Regions from separate parts of the Homo sapiens genome. Here region 1 is linked to region 2. The links are chromatin loops, found by intact Hi-C in ENCODE. Cell type or tissue: OCI-LY7. All regions are shown on one strand. Links, peaks and the distances in the headings refer to the core of each region. The heading gives the core; the rest is flanking DNA.

Region 1 (5,361 bases), core at 115-5,114, 160 kb before region 2:
CAACCAAGGCCAGACGGTGCCTCCTTGGGGCTGAGGCCACCCCCAGGGCCCAGCACGCTGAGAAACTGATGCCAGGCCCTGCTTCTGCACCAAGCTCTGAAGGTGCACTATGAATGAACAATATAACTTCTCCAGATTCTGTGAGTTTTATCAATACAAATTTTTCTTCAAATTTTTCTTAAATCTTAAAAGAAAAACGCAAATCTAACCTACCTGATACTCCAATTGCCTTTCTCTACATGGCACACTCCCGCTTCTCCCCAGCCCACTTCGCCCCAGGCAGGAGGGGTCCAGACTCCCTGTCTTTCCCATAGGGTCTTTGCTTGCAGAATTCTATGTGGATTTTGGCTCCCGCAGAGAGTTTGTTGCTAAACTGCTCTGAAGATGGAGTGGAGATCTCGTAGGAACCTCCCCCTCTCTTCTCAGGACTGGGGCTGCCAGCGGACCAAGGCCTTCTGTGCCCAACCCACACGGCAGTGGCAGTGGCTTTCCTCCCTAGATTCATCCAAACCCCTCACGGGCTGTGCCCATGGTGGGCGTAGCAGCCAGAGGGGTCAGGCAGGGACTGGTCATGGAGCCTGCTTGGAGAAGAGTGCTTAGTGGGGGCTTCCAGCTCCATGGGACTCCTGAGAAAGAAGGGCCTGTGGGGACCAGGGTCAAGGCACCCATGGCCACTCTAGAGGGACTGCGGCCCGTGCAGGCGCAATGGCCACTCCAGAGGGACTGCGGCCCGTGCAGGCGCCATGGCCACTCCAGAGGGACTGCGGCCCGTGCAGGCGCCATGGCCACTCCAGAGGGACTGCGGCCCGTGCAGGCGCCATGGCCACTCCAGAGGGACTGCGGCCCATGCAGGCGCGACGGCCTCTAGAGGGACTGTGGCATGTGCAGGCGCCATGGCCACTCCAGAGGGACTGCGGCCCGTGCAGGCGCCATGGCCACTCCAGAGGGACTGCGGCCCGTGCAGGCGCGATGGCCACTCCAGAGGGACTGTGGCCCGTGCAGGCGCGGTGGCCACTCCAGAGGTACTGCGGCATGTGCAGGCGCCGTGGCCACTCCAGAGGGACTGCGGCATGTGCAGGCGCCGTGGCCACTCCAGAGGGACTGCGGCCCGTGCAGGCGCCGTGGCCACTCCAGAGGGACTGCGGCCCGTGCAGGCGCGACGGCCACTCCAGAGGGACTGCGGCATGTGCAGGCGCAATGGCGCAAAACAGAGCCTGGGACGACAGACAGCTCCACAAGGGCCGGCACCAACATGGAGCCCTGGGGGCCTCGGCCTAAACAACTCCAAACACAGGGGCTTGGGGTTTGTTAGGTACAGGTGCTGGGATTAGAAAACAAGCAAGCGAAGCAAAATCCCCGCGGCCCTGGACATACCACGTGAGCCCTCCCTTTGCAGGTCCCCACCTCTGACGCATGGCGCTGCAGACAGCCCTCGCCCCATCACAGGGCTCTCAAAAGGATCAAATGAAAGGAGGAGGTCTCTCCACCGCATATGTGCCATAGACACTCAGTATCGAAGCCAAATGCAGAGTCGCCGTCCGCGGAACCGCCCGGTGCAGGGTCTGCGCCACCCAAACGTCAGGCCCCACACGGTCAGCACCTGGGGGCTGTCCGGGAGGAGCGCGTCTGCTCCCGGGGCGGGAGCCCCTTGGTCCGTCCTTTACTCCGCCACGGAGCCCCAGCCGAGCAATGGGTGGAGAATGCTGTGCCCACAGCCGCCCCGGGCGGCGGGTAACAATAGCCTATGCCGCACACACTCCAGCCACCTCCGCCCCGAACGCGTACGTGCCCTCTCCGTGCCTAACCATTTACGGGGTGTCACACACACAAGGCCAGGTCACTGGCAGCACGTTTTGAAGAACAGCAGTAGTAGCGAAAAACACTCAGACACACAGCTTAGAAAGTTAGCATCACTTCCGGGAGGCCGAAGACAACGTGGCTGCCGAGCTGATGTCTCCCAGCCTCTCTTCCAAACACAGTTCAGCACAAGCAAGGAACGCAGGTTTACACCAGCATCGCCGTCTGCACTGGACGAGGGCGCCTAGACTTCAAAATCACTGCAAGTCGGCGCAGAGTCAACACACGCCTGAGCCTGACCCCCCAGTCTCTCCCCTGCAAGGCCGCGGTGGGGCGGGGTGGGACAGGGGTCTGTGGGAAGCCACTGCTGAAAGGCTAAGCCACCCCAAGTCCCAGGGCCTGAGAGGTGTCCAGGAAGGTCAGTGCAGACCACAGGGCAGGGACCACTGAGCACAAGACGGGAAGGGGTTGTCAAGGCAACACAGCATGTCCTGAGAGGAGCCCTTTGGCCACTGGGTGGTGAGGCAGAAAAGAAGGAAAGGGGGAAGTTCTGGGTCCTGCAGGAAAGGGCCGGGAGAACTGGAGGACAACTTCCGTCCTGCACACCAGCAAGGACCCGCTCAAGACCTGGACTTCCCCATGTGGCCAGCAGACGGCACCAGGAAACCACAGATGTGGCAAATACCCCAAGGCCACCAGGGCAAAGGGACAGAGGCGGTAAAGCCACCCAGAGCCACGGGAAAGTCAGAGAAGAGTCAAAAAATGGGGGCTCCACACACATCAGAGAAAAACCTACCCTGGAACAACAAGAAAATTAACAACACTCTCAATACAGGAAAATCTGCTTAAGTGTGCACTTAAGGATATGAAAATCATCACCTCAAATCAGAACCTCAAAAACTAGGAGACAAATTTTTATAAAAACCATAAAATTACAAATGCAACACCAAAAGGAAATAAGAGTTGACTGGACTTAAGAAAGTAATGGAAGGAAGAGACAAAATTATCTCAGAAATGAATAAACTGCAAACAGTCTGAGGGAGGGGAGGCGGTGAAAATGCAGTAAGGAACCTACGAAAGGCAGGAAGCCAAGAGGACAGAATCGAGACACAGAAAGGAGGAAAAGGGTCAGGAGAAAACAGGGCAAATGAGAGCTGGGCGAATCTCCCCCTCAGGCAGAGTGGGACATTCACACCATGACCCAGGAGACGTTCACAAAAGACAGCAAACCACACCCCACCCGAGAGGAGACACCAAACCCACACCCACCCGAGAGGAGACACCAAACCCACACAACCCACACCCACCGGAGAGGAGACATCAAACCCACACCCACCCGAGAGGAGACACCAAACTCACACCCCACCCGAGAGGAGACATCAAACCCACACCCCACCCGATAGGAGACACCAAACCCACACAACCCACACCCACCGGAGAGGAGACATCAAACCCACACCCACCCGAGAGGAGACACCAAACTCACACCCCACCCGAGAGGAGACATCAAACCCACACCCCACCCAAGAGGAGACACCAAACCCACACCCCACCCGAGAGGAGACACCAAACCCACACAACACACACCCACCGGAGAGGAGACATCAAACCCATACCCACCCTAGAAGAGACACCAAACTCACACCCCACCCGAGAGGAGACACCAAACCCACACCCCACCCGAGAGGAGACACCAAACCCACACCCACTGAGAGGAAACACCAAACCCACACCTACCTGAGAGGAAACACCAAACCCACACCCCACCAGAGAGGAGACACCAAAACCCACACCCCATCCGAGGAAACACCAAACCCACACCCACCCTAGAGGAGACACCAAACCCATACCCACCCGGAAGAGACACCAAAACCCACACAACCTACACCCACCCAAGAGGAGACACCAAAACCCACACCCACCCAAGAGGAAACACCAAACCCACACCCCACCCAAGAGGAGACACCAAAACCCACACCCACCTGAGAAGAAACACCAAACCCACATCCACCCGAGAGGAGACAACAAACCCACACCCCACCCGAGAGGAGACACCAAACCCACACCCCACCCGAGAGGAGACACCAAACCCACACCCACCCGAGAGGAGACACCAAACCCACACCCACCCGAGAGGAGACACCAAACCCACACCCCACCTGAGAGGAGACACCAAACCCACACCCCACCCGAGAGGAGACACCAAACCCAATGCACTGCGAGGGCCCAGTGGGCGGCGGGACTCTGAGATGCAACCTCATACACTACGGGCTCTCAGAGCCGACGGCAGGGCTGCCGGGGAGGAAGAGAAGAGAACCCATGAAGGGGAAGGAATCAGCCTCCATGGCTCCTCCCAGCCTGCACCCCCCTCCCCACCCGTCCCCCACAAGGCAAGAACAGAAAAGACTTCTGAGCCAGCCAAGCCGCCTCCGGTCAGGGCCCAGAAACAGCCTCAGGAATGGGAGGAAGAGCCTCCTCTATTGGGCGGGAAACTGCAGGGAAGAGACATCCTCAGGCTCTGAGTGAGGCGGAGGCGGGAGAGGGAGGCTGAGGACCAGAGTGTGCCTCCCCTGTGGAGGTCCTGTCACCAAAAGGCAGAGGAAGAAGCCACTAGGGCTCACAGACGCCGATGGCCAACAGTGGAGCTGCCAGGCCCGTGCAAACTGCTCGACTGCAGCGTGAACAGTCCTGTGAGACAGGAGACCAGGGCGTCGTCACTAGTTTAAGTACAAAAGTAACCAGGAAGACACAGATACAAACCTTCCTAAATACAAAAAAAAAAAAAAAATCAATTAAAAGAGCAAAGAATAAACATCTCACAGAAAAAGAAACACAGCAAATATTTAAAATTCAGGCCAGGTACGGCAACTCACACCTGTAATCTCAATGCTTTGAAAAGGGAGGCCAAGGCAGGAGGATTCCCTGAGGCTGGGAGTTTAAGACCAGCCTGGGCAACATAACGAGACCCCATTCCTACAAAATATTTTAAAAATTAGTCAGATGCGGTGCTGTGTGCCTGTAGTCCCAGGCTACTGGGGCGGCTGAGGCAGGAGGATCCTTCTTAAGCCCAGAAAGTCAAAGTTGCAGTGAGCTATGATCACGCCACCAAACTCCAGCCTGGGTGACAGTGAAACCATGTCTCAAAAGATAGATAAAAATTTACATAATTATAAAATATTATGATAGAGTCAAGACAAAACATGTCAGTCCTATCAATAAAGGTAAATGGGCTTAACTCACCTATTAAAAGAGAAAGATTTTCAATTCAGCTCATAAACTGAGACCAAACCATATGCTACAGAGAGACACGGAAAACAAAGTGATTCAGAAGGTGAAAAGTAAGGATCTCAGGGATTGTAGGCTGGGGGACAAGAAAGACACCCAGGGTGACGGTCTGACGTGTGACAAAGACAGATACTTTCTAATGCAAAAAGTCACAGCTGCCAATGAAGATATGACACGTGGATATTTATGCACCAAACAACACAGCAGCCCCTACCAATAAAAACGCAGGAGATGCGACGAGACAGAAACATGCTAGCAGCAGTCATGGAACAGCATGCC
Region 2 (5,361 bases), core at 80-5,079:
TTATCCCAGCAGATGCTTGACTTCCTGTCATCTCTTGCAGGCTCCTACTGAAGTGGCGCATAACTGACGCTGTGTGTGTCAGGACGCGAGGAAAACGCTGCACTTACAGGGAGAGGTGGTCACTTTGTTTACGGAGTTTGGAAGAGACCCATACTGCTACTTGTGTTTTGGACTTAACTGAACTTGGACATGGTCTGAGTTAGAACCACTTGTTTTGGGGAAGTATTCATGGGTAACCTCTTTGAGGTCTCTTTATCTGTGTTTCCTTTTTAGTTGCGCATAGCCTAATTCTAAGGTTTTGGTATTTTGCAAAAAGGTTTCTATAGTGAAAGCTGAATCCTTACTTTGTGACTTTTTTTTTTTTTTTTAATGACAAGCTTTGACTTTTAAAAGTGGAACCAAATCTGTTGGCAGAGGTGGCAGCCAAGTACATCTCTGTAACCCAGCTGGCCCCTGGTGCTGTTGGCCTGGCACCCCACTGCCAAGGGTGGGGTCTCAGGAGTCAGGCAGGGCCAGCACAGGGTGGCGTGGGGGGCAGGGGTGGGTGGGTGGAGGGCACGGAAGGGGTTTTCCCATGGATCATGTTGTATAAGTGAACCAGACCACCCTGATGGCATCCACAGTGATGTCAAGGTTGGGGCTGGCCAGGGGTGGGTGGACTAGAAGCATTTGGGAGTAGTGGCCAGGGGCCCTGGACGCTAGCCACGGAGCTGCTGCACAGAGCCTGGTGTCCACAAGCTTCCAGGTTGGGGTTGGAGCCTGGGATGAGCCCCGGCAGCGCCTTGGCCCTTCTGTGGTCCCTGCCAGCCTCTGACCTGGGCCGGTCAGTCATTGCTGGACTCTGGCCACACACTGGCGTTCTCATCCACTTGGAAACAAGCCAGTCTTTTCTGCAAGGTCAGTTGACCAAGAGCATATTTCCCCTCTGTTGTACATCGTTGTTTTGTGTTTGTGTTGTAACAGTGGGTGGAGGGAGGGTGGGGTCTACATTTGTTGCATGAGTCGATGGGTCAGAACTTTAGTATACGCATGCGTCCTCTGAGTGACAGGGCATTTTGTCGAAAATAAGCACCTTGGTAACTAAACCCCTCTAATAGCTATAAAGGCTTTAGTTCTGTATTGATTAAGTTACTGTAAAAGCTTGGGTTTATTTTTGTAGGACTTAATGGCTAAGAATTAGAACATAGCAAGGGGGCTCCTCTGTTGGAGTAATGTAAATTGTAATTATAAATAAACATGCAAACCTTTAAAATTTTCTTTTCTGATGCTCTAAGAATCCTGTTGACTCTTCTGCCCAAGTCACCTCTGCATCATGTCCAGGTCTGGAGCACACACTTAGGCTGGTGGAATTTGGGGAGACTTGGGCCCCATCAGGTGATGGAACGAGGTGGCTGACCCAATTGGTCGGGTGAAGTGCGGCCAGCAGACCCGGGTTCTCCCTGTGGGCCACCCTTCTGGGATGAATGGCTCTGCTCTCAGAAACTGGATACAAAGTTCTTTTAAAAACCCAGCTCACAGATAACACCTGTATCATAAGCAGTGGCCCCTTTGCCACCTTCCTGCTGCCTCCAAGCTCCCCAGCTCAGGAGCGTTCAGGTTCTCAGGCACCGTAGAGCATGTTACACAGCCATGAGCAAGCTGCACCCTGGACCCACGCAGAAAAACAAAGACATGGCTGGTTCTAGGCTCAGAGCATCCCATTTTAGTCTAATGGGTTTCCAGGTGACCTTAAAAGTGGCCCTCAGAGAGGACGAGGAGACACACCAGCTGCATGAGTTCTCCTTTCATTACCTGCCTGTGGCCATCAGGCTCCACAGCAGAACTGCCAGTGGGGGGCCCTCCCATTTCTTGGGTGGGGGTAATGGGTATCCTTGACCAGCAGAAAAATAAATGTTACGTGTGCCAGATACTGGTGGCCACAGTCCTCACCCAGCTAGAGAACTTGGTGAAACAGGTATTGCCTCCCAGAGCATCGCAAGGTAGTCAGGTTATCGTGTGCCAGCTGACCTTGCTGTTAAAATGTTCATTGTTTTGACAACTGTACATTTTACGCTGAGCTCAAAATGTATCTGGGCCCCTTTACTCCTTTTTAGAAGATACATGCCCAAAACCAAGGACCAGAGGACCCAAAAGCCTTAAACTGTGGGACTAGAAGTCAAAACACAGGAAAGGGCAGAGAATAGCCAGAACCAGTCTTCAACATAGGGGGCAGACGTCAAGATGTGGTCTATGAAAGTCAGACATGCAAAGCTGCTTTGAACAAAGCTGCTGCTCTACAGAATGAACCCAGGGCTACTTGTGTTTGTGTCCTTGACATTATACATTCATTAGGGGACTAGAATGAAGGTCTAAAAGCAAACGGAAGTCATTCTGTGTCTACAACAGAGAAACAGGTCTGCTGAAGGCCAGGTTTCTCTGCAGGACCCAGGGCAGCAGCTCTGACTTCCCAAGGGAGGAACCTGTGTCTCACACTGGCTTACTGTCTTAGCCACAAGGAACAGAAAGGAAAGCTCAATTACGGTGGCTCAGGGTTGAAAAAGAAGGGTGAGAGATGAGAGGACTGCTGTGATTGCACCTAAAGATACACATTCTCTTAAAAAAAAAAACAGGTTAAAAATACGGAAGTTTATTGTAGGACACTCAGTGTGAATAAATGGAATGGAAAGGCCTACACATCGAGACTCATCCATGATTGATATGAATTTAAAAATTACAAGCAAAGACATTTTATTCATCATGATGCTTTCTTTTGTTTCTTCTTTTCGTTTTCTTCTTTTTCTTTTTCAATTTCAGCAACATACTTCTCAATTTCTTCAGGATTTAAAATCTATAGAAAAAAACTTCATGGTTACCTAAGCCACACAAGGTGCCAAGGAACCAGCGCCCTCTTCTGGGGAGGGCGGCCAGGCTTTGGCACTGCTGCTCATACAGCCTCTTTGGAGAGGAACCTCAAGAAAAACAAGAGGATGCTGGCCTGACCTAGACAAGTATTAAGCAGCAGTAGCAGCAGCAGCAGATCTGACTGGCAGCCGCTCAGCATGCCCAGAGAACACGCGTGGACCATCTAATCAGAGGAAGATGGGAATCTTCTCTTTGACGTATGGGGAGCCTCAGAAAGACATTTTCCTAATGTTAAAACCACAGAATGGCCCTATGATGTTTCCTTCGGAACTGGTACTGCTCAGCCCTGATCATGGGAGAAAACTGACAGGTAAAGAAAGCAGACAAACTTGGTGATTACCTTGAGGGATTGATCTCGCCTCATGACAGCAAGTTCAATGTTTTTGCCACCTGACTGAACCACCTTGAAGGGACAGAAGACAGGAGCATTAACCACCTTTCCCTATTCAAGACAAAAGCAGCTCTCAGGAGTACCTTAAATAGGTGTGTACCCAAACCCAGCACCGTCCCAGGAACAGAGGTCCCAGCCCCCAAAACCTGTGTCTTTGTCCTAAACTCATGGCCATTTGTGAAGTCTGTTTGGGATGCCTGCACACCCCTCCGCCTCCCAGCACTGGGACTCCTCTCTCCTGCACAGTAGCGCTGCTCCAGGCCCTCCTCTTGACACAGTGGTTACAACCAGGAATCCTGATGCCTACGCTCCCGCCTGGCCTTCCAGCTAGTCCCTCTCTGGTTTTACCTGCTAGCACTTCAAGGTCTTGACAAAGCCCAACCATATCTCCAGTTCTCTAATCCCCTGACTTTAGCAACAGTTCAAGCCTCTGGAAGGCCTAGTGATGGCTCGAGAACAGATTCCACAGCTGGACAGCTGGGTTCACATCCTGCCTCTGGTTCTCATGCTGTGTGTCCCTGCACAACCCTCAGCTGCCCCGGCTGGATAAAGACACTAATGATCACATCTTGCATGGCTATTTCAAGGAACACAGCAGTTAGGATACACCATAGACCAGAGCAGTGCCTGGAACACAGCAGTCATTAAGCATTACTGCTGGATCCTTGCCACCTTCCTTCCTGCTCATCTACCTACCACTCACCACCAAAACGTGGTATCTTCACCACCTTGCCTGGATTCCAAATGCAAACTTACTTCCAGGAGTGCCTTGATCACCAGCTTAATGGTCAGATCATCTGTTTCAATGGCTTCGTCAGTATAGTTCTTCTCCAGGAACTCGCGCACTGACTTGGCACCCCGACCTATGGCATTGGCCTAAAACAGACACGTATGTTCTCACGTGGCATAGGGCATGACAACCCAGGGCCAGCCCTGGAACACAGCTGCCCTACATGGGCCGCCCAGCCAGTGGCAGTGGCAGGAGGCAAGCTGGAGTGCTGGACAGCAGCTGTGGACACAGGCCCTGCCTCGTGGCTTCCTTTTGCAAAGAGCTCTTTAGAGTTGATGCTGATTCTTACCGAGAATGGGGTTATACGATTGTATGTTTTACTGCGCTATCAAGAGGCAATGGGAGATTTTTTTTTTTTTTTTTTTTTGAGGTAGAGTTTTGCTCTTGTTGCCCAGCCTGGAGTGCAGTGGTGTGATCTCGGCTCACTGCAACCTATGCCTCTCGGGTTCAAGCGATTTTCCTGCCTCAGCCTCCTGAGTAGCTGGGATTACAGGCATGTGCCACCATGCCCAGCAAATTTTTTTTGTATTTTTAGTGGAGACAGGGTTCTGCCATGTTGGCCAGGCTGGTCTCGAACACCTGACCTCAGGTGATCCAACTGCCTCGGCCTCCCAAAGTGCTGGGATTACAGGCGTGAGTCACCACGCCCACCCAAGAATTTTAATTTATGTGGACTACGCTTACACCTTGCTGCCCTTTGATTTTCTTCCAAACAGCAATGTTTAATCATTTTCTTGCTCTCATAGGACTAGGTTAACTTAAACTGACTCATTCACTGATACAGGGCCTACAGCAGGAAGCCCAGGACCTCCCACCCCTCAAAGCCTTTTTCTGGCAAGACTGTCCAAAGCCCCTTTGTCACGAACTCACCTTCCAGGCATGGTATGTGCCCGAGGGGTCAGTCTGATAGAGCCTAGGAGTGCCATCAAAGTCGAAACCCACGATGAGGGCAGAGATGCCAAACGGCCTGCGCCCATTGCTCTGCGTATAACGCTAGCAAGAAAAGAAACAGGTCAGTGCCATCCAATTAAGAAACTGCATGTGAGGAAAGAACCGTACTTAGTGAAGATACGAACATTTTAAACCATGCCTGAGCCCCTTCTCAGGTTATCAGCAGTTCAAATGATACATTAGCCAATAGCTTTCAACATCCTTTTCTGCATTTTCACTCCTAGAAAAACTCACCTAGGACCAGAATTGTGAACTCAGGTTACTGGAAATTACTTTGACAGGTAGACACACATTCTGCTTACATACTAATGGCGTGTCCTCATAGGGT

What was found. Hi-C counts contacts between places; a loop is a spot of excess contacts. Peaks named below come from ENCODE experiments on the same cell type or tissue, not always from the same donor. Only the 100,000 strongest peaks of a DNase experiment are listed, where the experiment ranks them.
Region 1: a loop joins it to region 2, with 7 times the contacts of the local background. A loop is called at or near these places in 2 of 110 quality-filtered maps.

What each region holds. Positions count from the first base shown.
Region 1 is chr20:61,978,724-61,984,084 of GRCh38, forward strand. All of the region lies in intron 14 of TAF4 (TATA-box binding protein associated factor 4), which reads right to left. Among named protein-coding and RNA genes, the nearest start is that of MIR1257, 28 kb to the left of the region's middle. In OCI-LY7, for the core only: a CTCF peak has its summit at 2,455 (motif pointing right); a DNase peak (open chromatin) is centred at 2,478.
Region 2 is chr20:62,134,123-62,139,483 of GRCh38, forward strand. It overlaps LSM14B (LSM family member 14B), which reads left to right. Exons shown (of 9, transcript NM_144703.3): 9 at 41-1,252. PSMA7 (proteasome 20S subunit alpha 7) reads right to left here. Exons shown (of 7, transcript NM_002792.4): 4 at 4,953-5,075; 5 at 4,049-4,168; 6 at 3,242-3,304; 7 at 2,611-2,827. The coding sequence ends at 2,735. Among named protein-coding and RNA genes, the nearest start is that of PSMA7, 6.6 kb to the right of the region's middle. RefSeq lists an enhancer at 1-220. In OCI-LY7, for the core only: CTCF peaks have their summits at 2,883 (motif pointing left) and 3,085; a DNase peak (open chromatin) is centred at 2,919; H3K27ac peaks cover 901 bases.